Regions from separate parts of the Mus musculus genome. Here region 1 is linked to region 2. The links are chromatin loops, found by intact Hi-C in ENCODE. Cell type or tissue: heart. All regions are shown on one strand.

What was found. A loop is a pair of places that touch in the nucleus more often than their neighbours do. Peaks named below come from ENCODE experiments on the same cell type or tissue, not always from the same donor. Only the 100,000 strongest peaks of a DNase experiment are listed, where the experiment ranks them.
Region 1: it touches region 2 in a loop (2.0-fold over the local background); 2 of 42 quality-filtered maps call a loop at or near these places.

What each region holds. Positions count from the first base shown.
Region 1 is chr10:76,465,376-76,473,375 of GRCm38, forward strand. Ybey (ybeY metallopeptidase) reads right to left here and starts at 3,739. Exons shown (of 5, transcript NM_172550.4): 1 at 3,399-3,739; 2 at 2,782-3,011; 3 at 862-990. The coding sequence starts at 2,991. Mcm3ap (minichromosome maintenance complex component 3 associated protein) reads left to right here and starts at 3,527. Exons shown (of 29, transcript NM_019434.3): 1 at 3,527-3,839; 2 at 4,574-5,877; 3 at 6,048-6,274. The coding sequence starts at 4,680. In heart, a CTCF peak has its summit at 3,472; a DNase peak (open chromatin) is centred at 3,486; H3K4me3 peaks cover 1,834 bases; H3K27ac peaks cover 1,306 bases.
Region 2 is chr10:76,526,589-76,534,588 of GRCm38, forward strand. Lss (lanosterol synthase) reads left to right here and starts at 5,017. Exons shown (of 22, transcript NM_146006.2): 1 at 5,017-5,086; 2 at 5,262-5,430; 3 at 6,925-7,063. The coding sequence starts at 5,073. In heart, a CTCF peak has its summit at 4,878 (motif pointing left); a DNase peak (open chromatin) is centred at 4,943; H3K4me3 peaks cover 1,832 bases; H3K27ac peaks cover 1,439 bases.

The DNA.
Region 1 (8,000 bases), 61 kb before region 2:
ACTTCTAGCCTCGGCCATCCCTAAAGCCAGGGACACTCAGTGGTTGTGTGGGAAACCTACAGAATTGCCACCACCTCCCTGTATACTGTCTGTCTAACGTCTGCACTGAAGTCACTGGTGACATGTGCCTTTTGTCTATTCCGGGACTATGAGAGTTCACACAACCCCTTCCATGTTGTACAGTAACCCAAATCTGTTCTTTGGCTTCAGTAGCCACCCTCATTTGGCTCAGAATAAACTAGTTTCTTATTTCCTTTAAAGCAGAGGTGTTATTTTATGTCAACTGGCAGTGCCGCTGCTGGCTCTGGGCCACTTCCTTCACAGCAGAGAATTATAACTTCCCCAACTCTGTATAGCACAGGCTGCACTATCCGAGATCAAGGAGACAGTCAAGGCCAAGGCCTTAACTCTGGGTCACCACCAGGGCCTGCTTTGGGTCACTCTTCAACTCTAGGAGGCCCACAGACAGCAAGGCTGTGGGTGTTCTGCCAAAGTGGAGCTCTTCTACTGAACACTGGTACATCGCGTCTCTTGTTAGTTTCCCCTCCTGCCTTCAAACTCTGAAGTGTGGAGGCTCCTGTTCTGTTCTGGGTAGTGTAATAAGAAGCCAATCCAGCAAATTTCAATTAGGGAAGCATGGTCCCATTTCTAGAGATAAAAGCTGAAGAAGTCCCTGGGGACACCAGGCTTCCCCCCCCCCCCCCAGTGTGTTCTCCTTCCCTCAAGTCTGGAGCTTCCAGTCCCATCAATACAAGTGGTATGTGTGGATGCTCGTGTGTTACCAGGAGTCTCCTCTTCCACCTTCTCTAAGGTTCATTTGAAGTTCCTTTGCGAGCGTATGTGGCTCCGCACCCGACTTACCGTCAGGACATCACAGTAATCCTCACTTTCTCTGCAATGCTGAAGAATGTACTCCACCCCTAGGAAAATGTCTCCCAGATTATAATCATCCGGTGAGTGTGGCTGAGGAAATTCGCCAGCTTTCAGATTCTGAAAAGGAGAAACATCACCAGGTTACAAGGACCTGGCTCACTTGTTTAGCAGAGGGCACGGGACTCTTAACCACAGGATGCTCAAGCTGCATAATGAAGGCTAAGGACCATCAAAGAGTCTGAGGGGGTGGAATGCAGTTATCACACAGTGACCCTCACGTGCTGTTTTTATCAAATTATCTACTCACCCCCCCAACCCCTCTCAAAGTCACATTCAATATCATTGAATTGGCATATGGACACAATCACACTCTTTCCCCACTTGTGTGCCTGCCATTTTTTCCTGTTAAGGGAAACAGGCTGGAGAGTGGCTCAGTGGGTAAGAACACTGACTGCTCTTCTGAAGGTCCGGAGTTCAAATCCCAGCAACCACATGGTGGCTCACAACCATCGGTAACGAGATCTGACTCCCTCTTCTGGAGTGTCTGAAGACAGCTACAGTGTACTTACATATAAGCCGGGCGTGGTGGCGCACGCCTTTAATCCCAGCACTTGGGAGGCAGAGGCAGGTGGATTTCTGAGTTCGAGGCCAGCCTGGTCTACAAAGTGAATTCCAGGACAGCCAGAGCTACACAGAGAAACCCTGTCTCGAAAAACCAAAGGGTGGAAAAAAAAAAAGAGAAAAGCAGAAAGAACTTTGCTTTGACAGGGGAAGAAACGTGTGTATGCTATAATCCACTATATATATATATACAGAAACAAATCCTTCATTAGCTGTGGCCTCTTCAGACATGCTGTAGACCTTCAGTCCCCTCTGCTGGGCTCTGTTCTACCCATCTTGTGCGGGCTATAGCCCAATCCTGTCTGCAGTTAGAAGCAGGCGACACTGATTCTACTGCATCCAGCCTCTCCCAACGCACACCTCGAGTCCTGTCCTGTCTCTGCCTGACCACCATGCCCACTCTGCACGGGTGCCTGACCTTATTTTATGCCACAATCACAAGGCTTAACTTTCCAGGGTTAAGCCTGCATCCTTGGCTCTTTCCTTCTCTTTTCTATCCTTTGAAGCACCATTTACTACCAATTCATTCCCCAAAAGGAGTATTCCCATTTCTTCTGCTAACAATGGGGGAAGCTATTTAGACAATGTGGTTCCTTGTAGCTATCTATCGCAAGGGAATCTGTTGATAATGCTTACCAGTTTTTACTTTTCTGTCCAAGCATTTACTACTGAGGTACACTTAAAACTGCAGACACTCTTATTTGAATTTCCTGAGGGCACTGAGTTAGTGAGAGTGGTCCCTGCATAGAGGAATTGTGATGTTTAGGGCTAGACATACTTAATGGGTCTATGTCATATTGCTTCATTTCTGTTTTTTATTTGCTTGTTTTTGAGATAGAGAGGATTTTTTTTTGGACCGAGTTTCTCTTTGTAGCCCTGGCTGTCCTGTTAATCACTCTGTAACACCAGGGTGGACTTGAATTCAGAGATCTGCTTTTCTCTGCCTCCCAAGCATTAGGACTAAAGGTGTGTGCCACCACTGCCACCCGGCTGAGAAAGGGGCTTCTTATGTGGCTTTTGTCTGGCCTTAAACTAACCAGGCAGACCAAAGGTGGCTTTGAACTCACAAAGATTCGACTGCCTCTGCCTCTTGGATAGATGGGATTAAAGGCATGCACAGTCACACCAGGCTAGACTTCAGTGCATTTCCAGAAAACTTCAAAATCAAAGATAACCAGATCTGTAATGTAATTAACAGGAACTATTCTGGAAGGAAGGTAAGCTGTACGAGAAGAACATATATACATACATATATATTTATTTTAAATATGAGGTATACATATTTACCTCATGAAATGAGAAAGAAAGCACGTCAGTTGGGACATTTTTATTCCTGTAGATCCTATTAATGTTCTGAATAGTCTTGTTGTCAACACAGATGATCCCCAGGTCAAATTTCTTCACTCCTAAGATACTCCTGACTAAATCCATCTTCCTGCGAAGTGGCACTCTTCTGATGGGGACCACCCGCTGCAGATTTTTAATCACCAAACTCATTTCGGGAAGAACACCCAGCCCTTTAAAAAAAAAAAAAAATGGTTGGAAGGAACCTGTGGTTAAAGTTCGAGAAAAGACCCGTAACTACTAGAGAGTGATAAGTTATGTAAAAACACACACGCGCTCACAATAAAACTTTATTTGATGGGATTTATCTGGTGGCAATGCTAAGGGAAATCACCTTTATTTACCCTAGGAAACTAATAAACAGGGTAGACTGGGCACAACGTGCAGAATAAGGCAAGTGGTTTGGGGCGGTTGCAATGGTGCAGGACCAGGTGAGGATGAGTGTGGGTGAGCAAATGGGGTCGCTGTGGGTCCAGCGTCTCTCGGGCACTCAGGCTGGAGGATCCACGCACGAACGAGGGGCTTCCACGCCGCACAATGCGGGATCGCCGTGCACTTACCGAATCCGACCGTGAAGAAGGTCGGGGGTCTGGCGGGCCGCCTGCCGGAAGATCAGCAGCAGCACACCCCAGAGAGCGGAAGCCGGATGCGGAGGACCGGAAGTTGGTCCTACAAATTTGATGTCCGTAGCGCACACCCAAGAGCCCGCTCCAGTGGCCGGTTTGTTGCGGTGCGGTGGGCCCGGTAGAGGCTGCACGCAGACTGTGGGCGAGCACAAGCGCTGGCGACAGTGGCCGTATCTGGCGGACTTGCTCCTCCCTCCGCGGCCTCCGCTGTCCCTTGTGTCTTTGCCGAGTTGCTGAAGGCCTTCACTAGTCTTCGCTCGAAGGCGTCTGTTAACCTAGCGGCCGGCTTCCGGAGTGTTAAGCATCGGGGATAAAAAGCTATTATTTCTAGACCAGGGCATCGCAAGTTCGAGTTACCGGGAGAAAAATGAGATGGTAGGAACCCAAAGCAGTAACATTTTAAATTACGGTTTTTGTGTTTTTATTTATTTATTTATTTATTTTGCCTTGGAGATCGCAAGAATCTGATAAGTGATGTGTTCCCGTCTTATTACTGAGGTTTTGTTTGTTTGTTTGTTTGCTTGTTTTTTCCCCGAGAAGGTATCAATTGAATAAAATGCTTTGCATTTTTATTTTAATCATAACGGATCAGGCTTCACCTAAGCCTGCTGGAGCACACCTGTGGTCCCAGCAGAAGGGAGACCGAGGCAGAAGAAAGGAACTTAAGGTTGTGCTTGATTGTAGTAAGCTTGAGGCAAGCCTGGGCTAAGCGAGACCTTGTCTTTTTTTTTTTTTTTTTTTTTTGGTTTTTCGAGACAGGGTTTCTCTGTATAGCCCTGGCTGGCCTGGAACTCACTTTGTAGACCAGGCTGGCCTTGAACTCAGAAATCTGCCTGCCTCTGCCTCCCGAGTGCTGGGATTAAAGGCATGCGCCACCAAGCCCGTTTTACGAGACCTTGTCTTTAATGAAAAGAAAAAGAAAAAAAAATCTTTAAACCTCCCTTACACCATAATCCATTTCTAATACCCTGTGTCCAAAACCTGTTGATCTGTGAGTGGTCGGCGGCCCGTTGTGCCCTTGCCTTTTAAATAATTGTCTTAGAATTTCTGTGATTTAAGAGTTGGAGCAAAATATGCTGTGATGTCCTAACCTTTTTTTTTTTTTCCAGGTCATCCTGAGGATGAAGGAGAGCTTCCCCTGGCAACAGATAATTTAAAGAGGAGAGCTACTTGTGTATAGTCCATATTTATTGCCTTCAGATAATTGGCTTGAAGATGCACCCGGTGAACCCCTTCGGAGGGCAGCAGCCCAGTGCTTTTGCGGTATCTTCCAGCACCACGGGAACATATCAGACTAAATCACCATTTCGATTTGGCCAGCCTTCCCTTTTTGGACAGAACAGCACACCCAGCAAGAGCCTGGCGTTTTCACAAGTACCAAGCTTTGCAACACCCTCTGGAGGAAGCCATTCTTCCTCCTTGCCAGCATTTGGACTCACCCAAACCTCAAGTGTGGGACTCTTCTCTAGTCTCGAATCCACACCTTCTTTCGCAGCTACTTCGAGTTCCTCTGTGCCCGGCAATACGGCATTCAGCTTTAAGTCAACCTCTAGTGTTGGGGTTTTCCCAAGTGGCGCTACTTTTGGGCCAGAAACCGGAGAAGTAGCAGGTTCTGGCTTTCGGAAGACGGAATTCAAGTTTAAACCTCTGGAAAATGCAGTCTTCAAACCGATACCGGGGCCTGAGTCAGAGCCAGAAAAAACCCAGAGCCAGATTTCTTCTGGATTTTTTACATTTTCCCATCCCGTTGGTAGCGGGTCTGGAGGCCTGACCCCTTTTTCTTTCCCACAGGTGACAAATAGTTCGGTGACTAGCTCAAGTTTTATCTTTTCGAAACCAGTTACTAGTAATACTCCTGCCTTTGCCTCTCCTTTGTCTAACCAAAATGTAGAAGAAGAGAAGAGGGTTTCTACGTCAGCGTTTGGAAGCTCAAACAGTAGCTTCAGTACTTTCCCCACAGCGTCACCAGGATCTTTGGGGGAGCCCTTCCCAGCTAACAAACCAAGCCTCCGCCAAGGATGTGAGGAAGCCATCTCCCAGGTGGAGCCACTTCCCACCCTCATGAAGGGATTAAAGAGGAAAGAGGACCAGGATCGCTCCCCGAGGAGACATTGCCACGAGGCAGCAGAAGACCCTGATCCCCTGTCCAGGGGCGACCATCCCCCAGATAAACGGCCAGTCCGCCTCAACAGACCCCGGGGAGGTACTTTGTTTGGCCGGACAATACAGGAGGTCTTCAAAAGCAATAAAGAGGCAGGCCGCCTGGGCAGCAAGGAATCCAAGGAGAGTGGCTTTGCGGAACCTGGGGAAAGTGACCACGCGGCCGTCCCAGGAGGGAGTCAGTCCACCATGGTACCTTCCCGCCTTCCAGCTGTGACTAAAGAGGAAGAAGAAAGTAGAGATGAGAAAGAAGGTGAGTCCTAAACATGTGTGTGCCACAAAAGTGTGCTGCCGAGCTCTTGTGAGGTCCCTTGTGGTCACTTGATTTTAAGTCCCACGATCTTGGCTTTTATCCCGTGGTGGCTCCTTTTGCCTGGAAGTGTTGTCCCTGACAGACTTACTTGTCTGCTCTCTAAATTCCAGATTCTCTCAGGGGAAAGTCTGTGCGCCAGAGTAAGCGAAGGGAAGAGTGGATCTACAGCCTCGGGGGCGTGTCTTCTTTAGAGCTCACAGCCATCCAGTGCAAGAACATCCCCGACTACCTCAACGACAGAGCCATCCTGGAGAAACACTTCAGCAAAATCGCTAAAGTCCAGCGGGTCTTCACCAGACGCAGCAAGAAGCTCGCCGTGATTCATTTTTTCGACCACGTGAGTACTCCCGAGAACCTGCTGCCTGTCGCTTTTTCTGCATTGCAAAGAATCACACCCAGGGCTCTGAGCAGGAGATGCAAGCTCCGCCCCTCTGAGCCTGTGTTCTCAGTCCTCAACTTGGTCACTTGAAAAATACATTTTTTAAAAAATTATTTTTAATTTTTGTGTATCAGTGTTTTGCTGGCATGTTTGTCTCTGCATCACTTGCATGTCTGATGCCCATAGAGGTCGGAAGAGGGCATCAGATCCTCTAGAACCAGAGTAACAGATGATTTTACAATGGGTGGAACCATGTGGGTGCTGGAAATAAAACGCAGGCCTCCGTCTGGAATTGCAGCAAGTGCTCCTGCCTGCTGCCTGTCTATCTCTCCAGCTCCAACGTCGTCACTTGCAAACTCTTTTCCCTTTTCAGCCATAAGTCACTTGCTTGATAGATGGTAGGGAAAGCACTCACGTAGCTTTCCTTTTCTCTTTAAATAGCTCATTCTAGGTTCAGAATTAGATTTGTGTGACTGTGTGGGGTATGGATCATGATAGAGAAGGAGTTTGAGAGGACGACGAGATTTTAAAGGGAAGGTTGATAAAGAGGATAATGGACATGTGACGTGGAAACAGAAGGGAGACTTGGGGGTGTAGGGGTATAGGTAAATAGCCAGCAGAGGCCCGGGGCATGATGTAAGGGAAGGGAACCAATTAGAGTAAGGTATAATGATACATGCGTATGAAATGCCATATGAAACCCATTCCTAGGCATGCTTGCTAAAATTACTATTTTTAAAAATTTATTTTATGTATATGAGTACACTGTTGCTGTCTGCAGACACACCAGAAGAGGCTGTCAGATCCTATTACAGATGATTGTGAGTCACTATGTGGTTGCTGGGATTTGAACTCAGGACCTCTGGAAGAGCAGTCAGTGCTCTTAACCACTGAGCCATCTCTCCAGCCCCCTGAAATTTTTTTTTTTTTTTTTCGAGACAGGGTTTCTCTGTATAGCCCTGGCTGTCCTGGAACTCACTTTGTAGACCAGGCTGGCCTCAAACTCAGAAATCCGCCTGCCTCTGCCTCCCGAGTGCTGGGATTAAAGGCATGCGCCACCATGCCCAGCTCTGAAATGATTTTTTAAGAATCTCTTCTTCACTTGAGGTCGGGATGACATAGTTTGTTTTCCTAACCTGGGCGTGTGCAGGTCTGAGTTCTCTGGAGAGTATGGTGCTGCAGGGGAGGACCGAGCTGTGCCTGTGGAGTCTGGTTCCTCTGAAAGGTCTGAGAGTCACTGTAGACACATAGTACTTTGTTTCCCTCTTGAGACAGGGTTTCTCTGTGTAGCCCTGGCTGACCTGGAACTCACTCTGTAGACCAGGCTGGCCCCAAACTCAGAGATCTGTTTACCTCTGCCTCTTCCTCTGCCTCCCCAGTTCTGGGATTAAAGGTGTGCACCACCACCACCTGGCTTGCATAATACTTTTTCAAACTTGAATTTTCTGCTTTTGCTTTTGTATTACTTGGCTAAGTTCATGGTTAGTCTAAACATTCAAACAATACAGAGAAGAAAAAGTCATGATCCTATTCCCTAGAAAAAACTGTTGGGTTTGTAGCATTGGCTATATGATTTCACCTTGTGTAAATTTATATCTTTGTTATTTTTCTAAGTATTCATACAGAAAGAGGAAACTAATAAGAACTTAAAAAGGAGAATGCATGTTCTCATAACTTTCATTTT
Region 2 (8,000 bases):
GTCTTGTTTCTTGAAAAGAGATTTACATGCCTTTAATCCCAGCACTCGGGAGGCAGAAGCAGGTGGATTTCTGAATTCGAGGTCATCCTGGTCTACAAAGTGAGTTCCAGGAGAGCCAGGGCTATACAGAGAAACCCTGTCTCGAAAAACAAAAACAAAAACAACAACAACAAAAAAAGAGGTTTAAAAATATTTAAAGTTGGGTGGGTGGGTTGGTGAGCGGGGGGGGAGGGGAGGGGATAGGGGGTTTTTGGAGGGGAAACCAGGAAAAGTGATAAAATTTGAAATGTAAATAAAGAAAATATCTAATAAAAATATTTAAAGTTATTTTTTTTTTATTCCTGTGTGTGTGTGATGTGTGATGTGTGTGTGATGTGTGGGGCATGCATGCCACTGAGTGTATATGGAGATCAGAGGACAACTTTGTGTAGTCAATTCTTCTACCCAGGCTTGTACAACAAGTGCCTTTACCCATACCCACTAAGCCGTCTTGCAGGCCCTTTCTTCAAATTTTTAAGATTGTTTCTGGGGGTGGTGTGTGGACTTCTAGAAATTGGGGCACAAAGTGAGGATGAGTATGATCAAAACACATCATATACATTTGTGAAGTTAAAATTTAAAATACTGTATTACATCACTTCTGTCCATGGTATTCTCAAATGTCTCAACTCTCTGCCCTCGATTAGGTTTTTTCCCTAACTTATATTACTATTAAACAAACTTATTCTAAACATAATAGCTTTAAAATGAGGAGTCCCCTGGGCAGCTTTTTCTTGGCACTTGTCTTGTAGTTTAGTGAGGTAATGCCGAGACACAGACGTCTGATGGTTCTGTTGGGCTTCATGTCCATGGGTGGGCAGAGGGAGGGGTTCTTGCTGGGTTTCCCTCTACTGCTTGCTCATGCATGCTGACAATGGAGCTCTGAATCAGGGAGCAAAGTCTACCCACTGAGGATTTCTCTAGTTTTTCTACTAGTCCCCAATGCCTGGAGGTCTTTTCTTCTTTTTGTGTGTGCATGTGTTCATGTGAGTATGTGCATATGTGTACGCGTGCATCCTTACATGTATGAGGGTCAGATGTGGACCAGGAAGTCTTCCTTGTTTGCTTGTTTGTTTTTGGAGACCGGGTTTCTCACTGACCCTGAGCTCACCATCTCCTTTAGGCTGGCTGGCTAACGACTTGTTCTGCTTCTGCTCCTCCAGCACTGGGTCTGTAGAGATGTGCTACTCGGTTTGGTTTACATGTGGATGACAGGGATCCAAACTCTAGCCCTTGAGCTTGTGAGCCAGGCACAGAACTGAGCTATCTCATCAAAGCACTCCCTGCCCTCCCTCTCTCTCCTCCCTCCCACCTCTGTCTTTCCCTCTGGTGATCATGCTATGTAACTCGGGCTGGCCAGAATCACAATTCTCCTGCCTCTGAAGTGTTGAAATTATACCCACGTGCCACCATGCCCAATGCACTACAGACCAGTTGCCTTAGAGAAATCTTGACTCCTGTCTCAGGCTAGCTGTTGGAATGTGAGAGGGAGGACTGGATTCCCCTACGAGTGCAAATTTTCAATTTCTCTGGTTTTGATGATATCCAGCTATGCCTCATCTGCCTTTTACTCAGCTGCTCAAGGCTTCCACCCAGTCAGAACACTAAAACTATGATAATGGGGGGCTGGAGAGATGGCTTAGCGGTTAAGAGCACTGACTGCTCTTCCAGAGGTCCTGAGTTTAATTCCCAGCAACCACATGGTGGCTCACAACCATCTGCAATGTGATCTGATGCCCTCTTCTGGTGTGTCTGAAGACAGTTACAGTGTACTCATACATAAAATAAATAAATAAATTTAAAAAAACCCTATGATAATGTTCCTTCAAGGTTTTCACTGCTCCCTCCAGACTCTGTTAATTCAAGGGTTCGTTCCCTGGCGAGAACTGTCATTTCTTGCTGGCTTTATCTACACATAGAGGTTTTCATTTTCTCTGCTTTGCCGAATCAGTCATTCCTCCATCTACTTCTAGTCTTTATAATTTTCTTTAAAATATTTTCTAAAATCCAGAGCTTCAAACATGCATATAGTGTGTTTTGATTGAGTCCACCCCTCATTCCCTCCCTTCTGGATCCTCCCCTCTCCCCCGTTCCTTTTCACTTCTGTCCTGGGTTTTTAATGTCTTTGTCTTTGGACTGGGACATGGGCAGGAAACAGAAATCAACATCTATGTCCAGCCTGGTGTTTTTAAATAGAAATATCTTTCTTTTCCTGTCATCTCTGACTCCTAAGGCAGCTCCTAGGTCAGTAACTAATCATTTCCCCACGTCCAATCAGCAAGTACCATCAACCCCATTTTATAGTCTCCCCAGAGTCAGTAACTAATCACTTCCCCCACATCTAATCAGCGATTGCCATCAACTCCATCTTGTACTCCCTTCAGGGCTTCACTTGCTTTCTTTGACCCTAGTCCCTTAGTTTTCCTCCTCGATGGACCAGGAAAGTCGAGCTTCTCTGTTCAGTTTCTAGTTGATCTTATCGAATCTCATGATTTCAAATGCCACCCGATGACTCTCAGATTTCTTTATCTAGCCTTGTTCTCTTTTCTGAATACCAGTCTACTTAAAACTACTTAAACTCGGATGCCTAATATTTGTCAAAATGAATTCTCCGTGAAATTTCCAAGCTCCTCTGACCTTTCCTAACTTCTACATACAGATAAGGCTTTTCCCCTTGGCCTGTCTTGAAACCCTTAGGCTCCAGGGTCTTTGTCAGCCAAGGCTTTCCCAATCTTCATATAGCTAAGAACATTGCCTTCCTTGTCAATGGAAGCTCACTCTACACCCAGTTGTCCAGGTCCCAAACCCTAGAGTCTTCTGTATTTAGTTTATAGAATAAGCTCAATATGGTACAAGCCAAGCAGTGACAAACATTTCTTACAACTGTCTCTAGAAATCCATCTATGTGAATTGGCAGGAGGATTTCACACTTTTCTTCCTTAGATATTAGAAAGCATATTACTTTATTCATAGGATGTCTAGTCCAGGAAAATATCAACCTAACTTCTTTTGCAGCTGATATCTCTGCCATCTGTCTAGCTTTGCCATTCAAGTCTGGGGTTCCGTACGGACCAGAATTCTTTTTTTCCAATTTTTCATGTTCTGACACAAAAAGGACTTCCCTGGAAAACACTCTAGCTTTTTTCTCCAGGGAAAGAGAGTGGCTTGTTTAGTGAATTTGGGAGAACAGCATCCAGTGTGCTAGGCTTCCCTGGGCATCGTTTTTTGGGTCTTCTTATTGGCATACTGTGCTTACATGGTTCTTGGTGGGTCAGCTCCCAAAGGCTTCAGTTGTTCGCTTGGCTTAGAAGCTGAGACATGTGTAAGGGAAAAGCAGTCATTATGAAGCAGTTAGCCAGCCCTGTTCAAACTGACTTTTTTTTTTTTTTTTTTGGCTTTTTTGTTTTTGTTTTTGTTTTTCGAGACAGGGTTTCTCTGTATAGCCCTGGCTGTCCTGGAACTCACTTTTGTAGACCAGGCTGGCCTTGAACTCAGAAATCTGCCTGCCTCTGCCTCTGGAGTGCTGGGATTAAAGGCGTGTGCCACCACGCCCAGCTCAAACTGACTTTTCTATTGTGAATTTTAAAAACTTAATGTGTACGGGTGTTTTAACCAGCATGTATGTACTTACATCTCACACATGCCTGGTGACTGAGGAGGTCAGAAAATGGCATTAGATTCCTTAAAACTGAAGTTATAGATGGCTGTGAGTCACCATGTGGGTGCTATAAACCAATTCCAGGTCCTCTGAATGAGCAGCAAGTGCTCTTACGCACTGGACTTAAGTATTGGCCTCCAGTCCCCAAATCAATAGTCTGAGGCAAGGCTCAGTTAAAATGCCTTGTCTTATATCTTTACAAGTTTCTAAACTGGGCAAAGAAGAGGTTAGTGTTCTTGACTAGCCATCTAAAATTCCGATTTTCCATCTAGGGAAGGTGTGTGAGTGTTCTTTGCCTCTTACTTCTTCCTTCTCTGATTTGTGGTTCATGGCCCCTTCCTTGGCAGCGTTTTGAGGGCTAGGTGCAGGGAGGCTATCGGGTTTGGGTAGTTGTAAGTAAGTCGGCACTCTGTAGGACACACTGTACCGCTGGGAGTTCTTGGAATTATATTTTTCTGATCTCTGGTCGTCATTCCTGCATGCCAGCAATGCTTCTCAAATACTATCTGTTCAAATGTTCTTCATTGCACGTCTCTACTAGATTCTGCCGGCATACCACAGGCTTTCCTGCTTCCCTCTCTACTGTCAAACATAATCAAGGCTTTTCCCCCTTTAACTTGTAGGACTCCAAGCTCCAGGTATCCTGAGAGTAGTGCTGTGGCTAGGGAAGTGGAACTCTACCTGCTAATGGGAGTCAGGACACAGCCCTCTGCACACTCTGCAGCTGCTCCCTGTGAGGAGCCTGTGCCCGCTTTCTGAGAACACTACTCTGACCCTCTTCCCAACTACGTGTCATCATAGTTTCCTCCTCCCTTCACTCGGGTCAAGGCCCCTGCCCCATGATGGTCCATGTGGTGCCTCGGATCAACGCTAGTTTCACCTCAGGTCACTCATGCCTCTTCCGTACTTCTGAAGCACTCGTGGTTTCCGCGGCCTCTTTCCTGCATGTCGGAGGGGCCATTTTTCACCAACCCTGTAGGTATCCCGGCTCAGAACACCCAGACCAGAAGTCCAAGGCTGTCATCAATAAGGATCTAGAGGGGCCGGCCCCGCCCCCCATCCCGCCCCGCCCCTCCAACGGGCCTGCCCCTCCCACAGGCCGTCCTCGCCCACAGGCCGGCCTCTTTCATAGGCCCCGCCTCCAAAGCGCTTCCCGCCCCGCAGCCACGCCCCCTGGTGCCCTCGCGGCGTCGGGCGGCCCTGCGCCCAGCCACTGTGGTCGCGGTGCGTCTCTCGTGCCCACCTGGTGATGCTCTGATTGGCCGAGCTCGCATCGGCCCACCCAGTAGTTCCGGTCGGCCGAGGCTCGCGCCTGCGCAGTGCACTAGGCTGTCAGGTAAAGGGCTGGCAAGCGGTGGCAGAGAGTAGTGCTGTCATGACTGAGGGCACGTGAGTCGCGGACCCTGGGCTTCCCGCGGGTGTTGCGAGGGACGCGGCAGGGCGGTGGCAGGGAAGGTGTCTGGACAGCAGGGTGGCATGGCTGGTGGCTCTGCATGCCTGGATTGCAGGCATCCCACCTGGGCGGAGTCTAAGGAAGGCTGCTTCCTCTCGCTGGTCCCCTCAGGTGTCTGCGGCGTCGTGGGGGACCCTATAAAACTGAGCCCGCCACCGATCTCACCCGCTGGCGGCTCCAGAATGAGTTGGGTCGGCAGAGATGGACTTATTATCAAGCGGAGGACGACCCTGGTCGAGAGCAGACCGGGCTAGAGGCCCACTCTTTGGGACTGGACACAGTAAGTGATGTGATTCTGAAAGCACCATTCCATCCCAAGACTGGAAGCCATCACTGATCAGCCTACACCGTGCCTTCCTGAGCCAGAGCTCTGAAACAGTGGAGAGCCTTATTTAAAAAACAGGCAACCAGCCAGTAATATATGCATATGTGTAAACCAATGTATATGTGGGTATAGTGTGATATGAGGAAAAGCTGACTATAAGAGGATCAGGAAAGTTCACAAGTTATGTAAGAAGATGTAAAGCTAGTTGCTTTTCTAGTTCTAACTCTGTCATGGGCTTTGTGGTTTGGGCAATAGATTAATGCATAAAATATAGTGGGTACTGAAAGTGCATCATTTTATGGAAAGTTTCACAGTCTCCCTTTTCAAATGCCAAGGTCATTAAGTTGAGTAGACTTTGTGTTTGGTTAATTTTGGTGTGCGATGTTTTTATTAATTTGCAGGTTTCTTTTTATTTTAATAATAAGGCTTATAATTTTTTGTTTTTTAAAACAGATATGAACCTGGGCCCGGCAGGCATACCTGTAATCCTAGCCGCTGAGTAGGCTGTGACAAGGATAAAGTTTAAGATCTGCCTGGGCAGCTGAGTAGAGCTTGTCTCAGAAAATAAAGAGGCTGGGCATGGTAGTGCTGGTCTTTAATCCCGGCACCCAGGAGGCAGAGGCAGGCAGATCTTTGTGAGTTTGAGGCCAGCCTGGTCTACAGAGCAAGTTCTAGGCCAGCCAGGTCTACGTAGTGTGACCCTATCTCAAAAATGATAACAAATAAATAAAGAAGAGGGCTGCTGATGTGGGTCAGTGTTTGTGAGTGTTTGCCTCAATTCAATCTAAACAACAAAAAGTGTGGTACCTCCTTCCGGAGACAGGAGTAGAAGCAACCCTCGTTATTTAAGTCCCTCCACCTCAGAGACCTGTGGAAGAAGTTGCCCTAATTTGGTTTCATTTTGAGCATTCCACTTTGATATTTAACTTTTGATTTGCAGGAGAATTACAAAGATGGGTGTGATTTTTGTTTGGATCCACAAGATGAAATACTTAGGACCTGATTTTCTGGTTGTGTGTGTTGGTGCATGGATGATGGACAGCTAATCATGGAGCAGTTAGTTAGCTCACAGGCTTCCTGTGAGTCTTGGCCATCCGCTGGGAAGATCTCTCTCTGAGCAACGCCTATGCTATTGTGTGGGTCCTTTGTGAAAGAGTCCCAGTATCAGTTGGGCATCAGTACCCTGCCTTCCCTGTGGTCTGTGCTGGGCTTAGTTAAGACATGAAGTTTTGAAGAGATTTATAGATTAATGGCTGGAAGGGAAATTGTGACAACATGGAATTGCTTCTTTATTATATATGGGGTGAAATTGTCCTACCCTGTCTTGTTTCAGATTAAAACAGTTGAAAATTTTAATTTAGAGTCACCACTTTGACTTGGCTTGTGAATGACGAGGGTTCCTTGGAGCGGCGGGCACCCTCAACTCTCCTCTCTTCCCTCTCTTCACAGAGAAGTTATTTCACGGACTTACCAAAAGCGCAAACAGCCCATGAGGGGGCCCTGAATGGAGTAACCTTTTATGCCAAGCTGCAGGCTGAGGATGGACACTGGGCTGGTGATTATGGTGGTCCGCTCTTCCTCTTGCCAGGTAGGAGGAGTGTGCTACCTCAATTCAAGGGAAAGGCTGTTCTAGATTGTTGGGGCATACACACGGTGTGTGTGTGTGTGTGTGTGTGTGTGTGTGTGTGTGTGTGTGTGTGTATGTGTGTGTGTGTGTGTGTGTGTGTTGTGATTGACCTATCCTGGTCAAGCAGGTTAAAACCCAGGAGCTTACTGGAAAAGCTCTAGGGGAGGGTATCCCAGTCATCCTGCTGCCAGGATTTAGGGAACAGTGGTGGAACACAGCTAGCCCAGGCTAGACCAGCAAGTACTCTAATGGAAGCAAAGCATTTTCGAGACGAAGGGGATGGATGGGTGGTGGATGCTCTTAAATCCCAGTACAGATGGAAAGGGTACTGTAAGGTGGAAGGCCCAGCCAGTGCCAGGGTGTTTGCCTCAGGAGCATGAGGCAGTTGGTCATAGTGTGCCAACAGTTAGGAAGCAAAATGAGACCAAGGCTGGTACTCGGATTCTTTCCTTCTTTTTATTTAGTCTGAGGCCCTAGCCCATGCAATTGTAGCACCCACAAACTTGGAATGACTTTTTCCCCACCTCAGTTTACCTAGAAACTCTCTTGCAGATACTAAGCCCAGCCTGGTCTTTGTGTTATGGAGATCTAATACACCATCCATTTGATGGCCAATAGTCACTCGGTCTTGAGTCTTCTAAGCAATACAGCTCTGGCCGTCCTTTGGGCCTTTGACTGTGCTGCTTCTTCGGTCTGGAAAATTTTCTTCTCCTTTGATTAAATTCGGTTTTAAGAGGTTGAGGATGAGGCGCTGGTATCCATGCATGTGCAGTTGGAGAACCATGATATCCCTTGTGGACTTGTTGTCAAAGGATGGCTGAGGGAGTTCTGGCCAGGGAACCACAGGTCCAGGTTAGTGATTGCTAGAAGGAATGTATTTGAACACACTAGTCTCTGA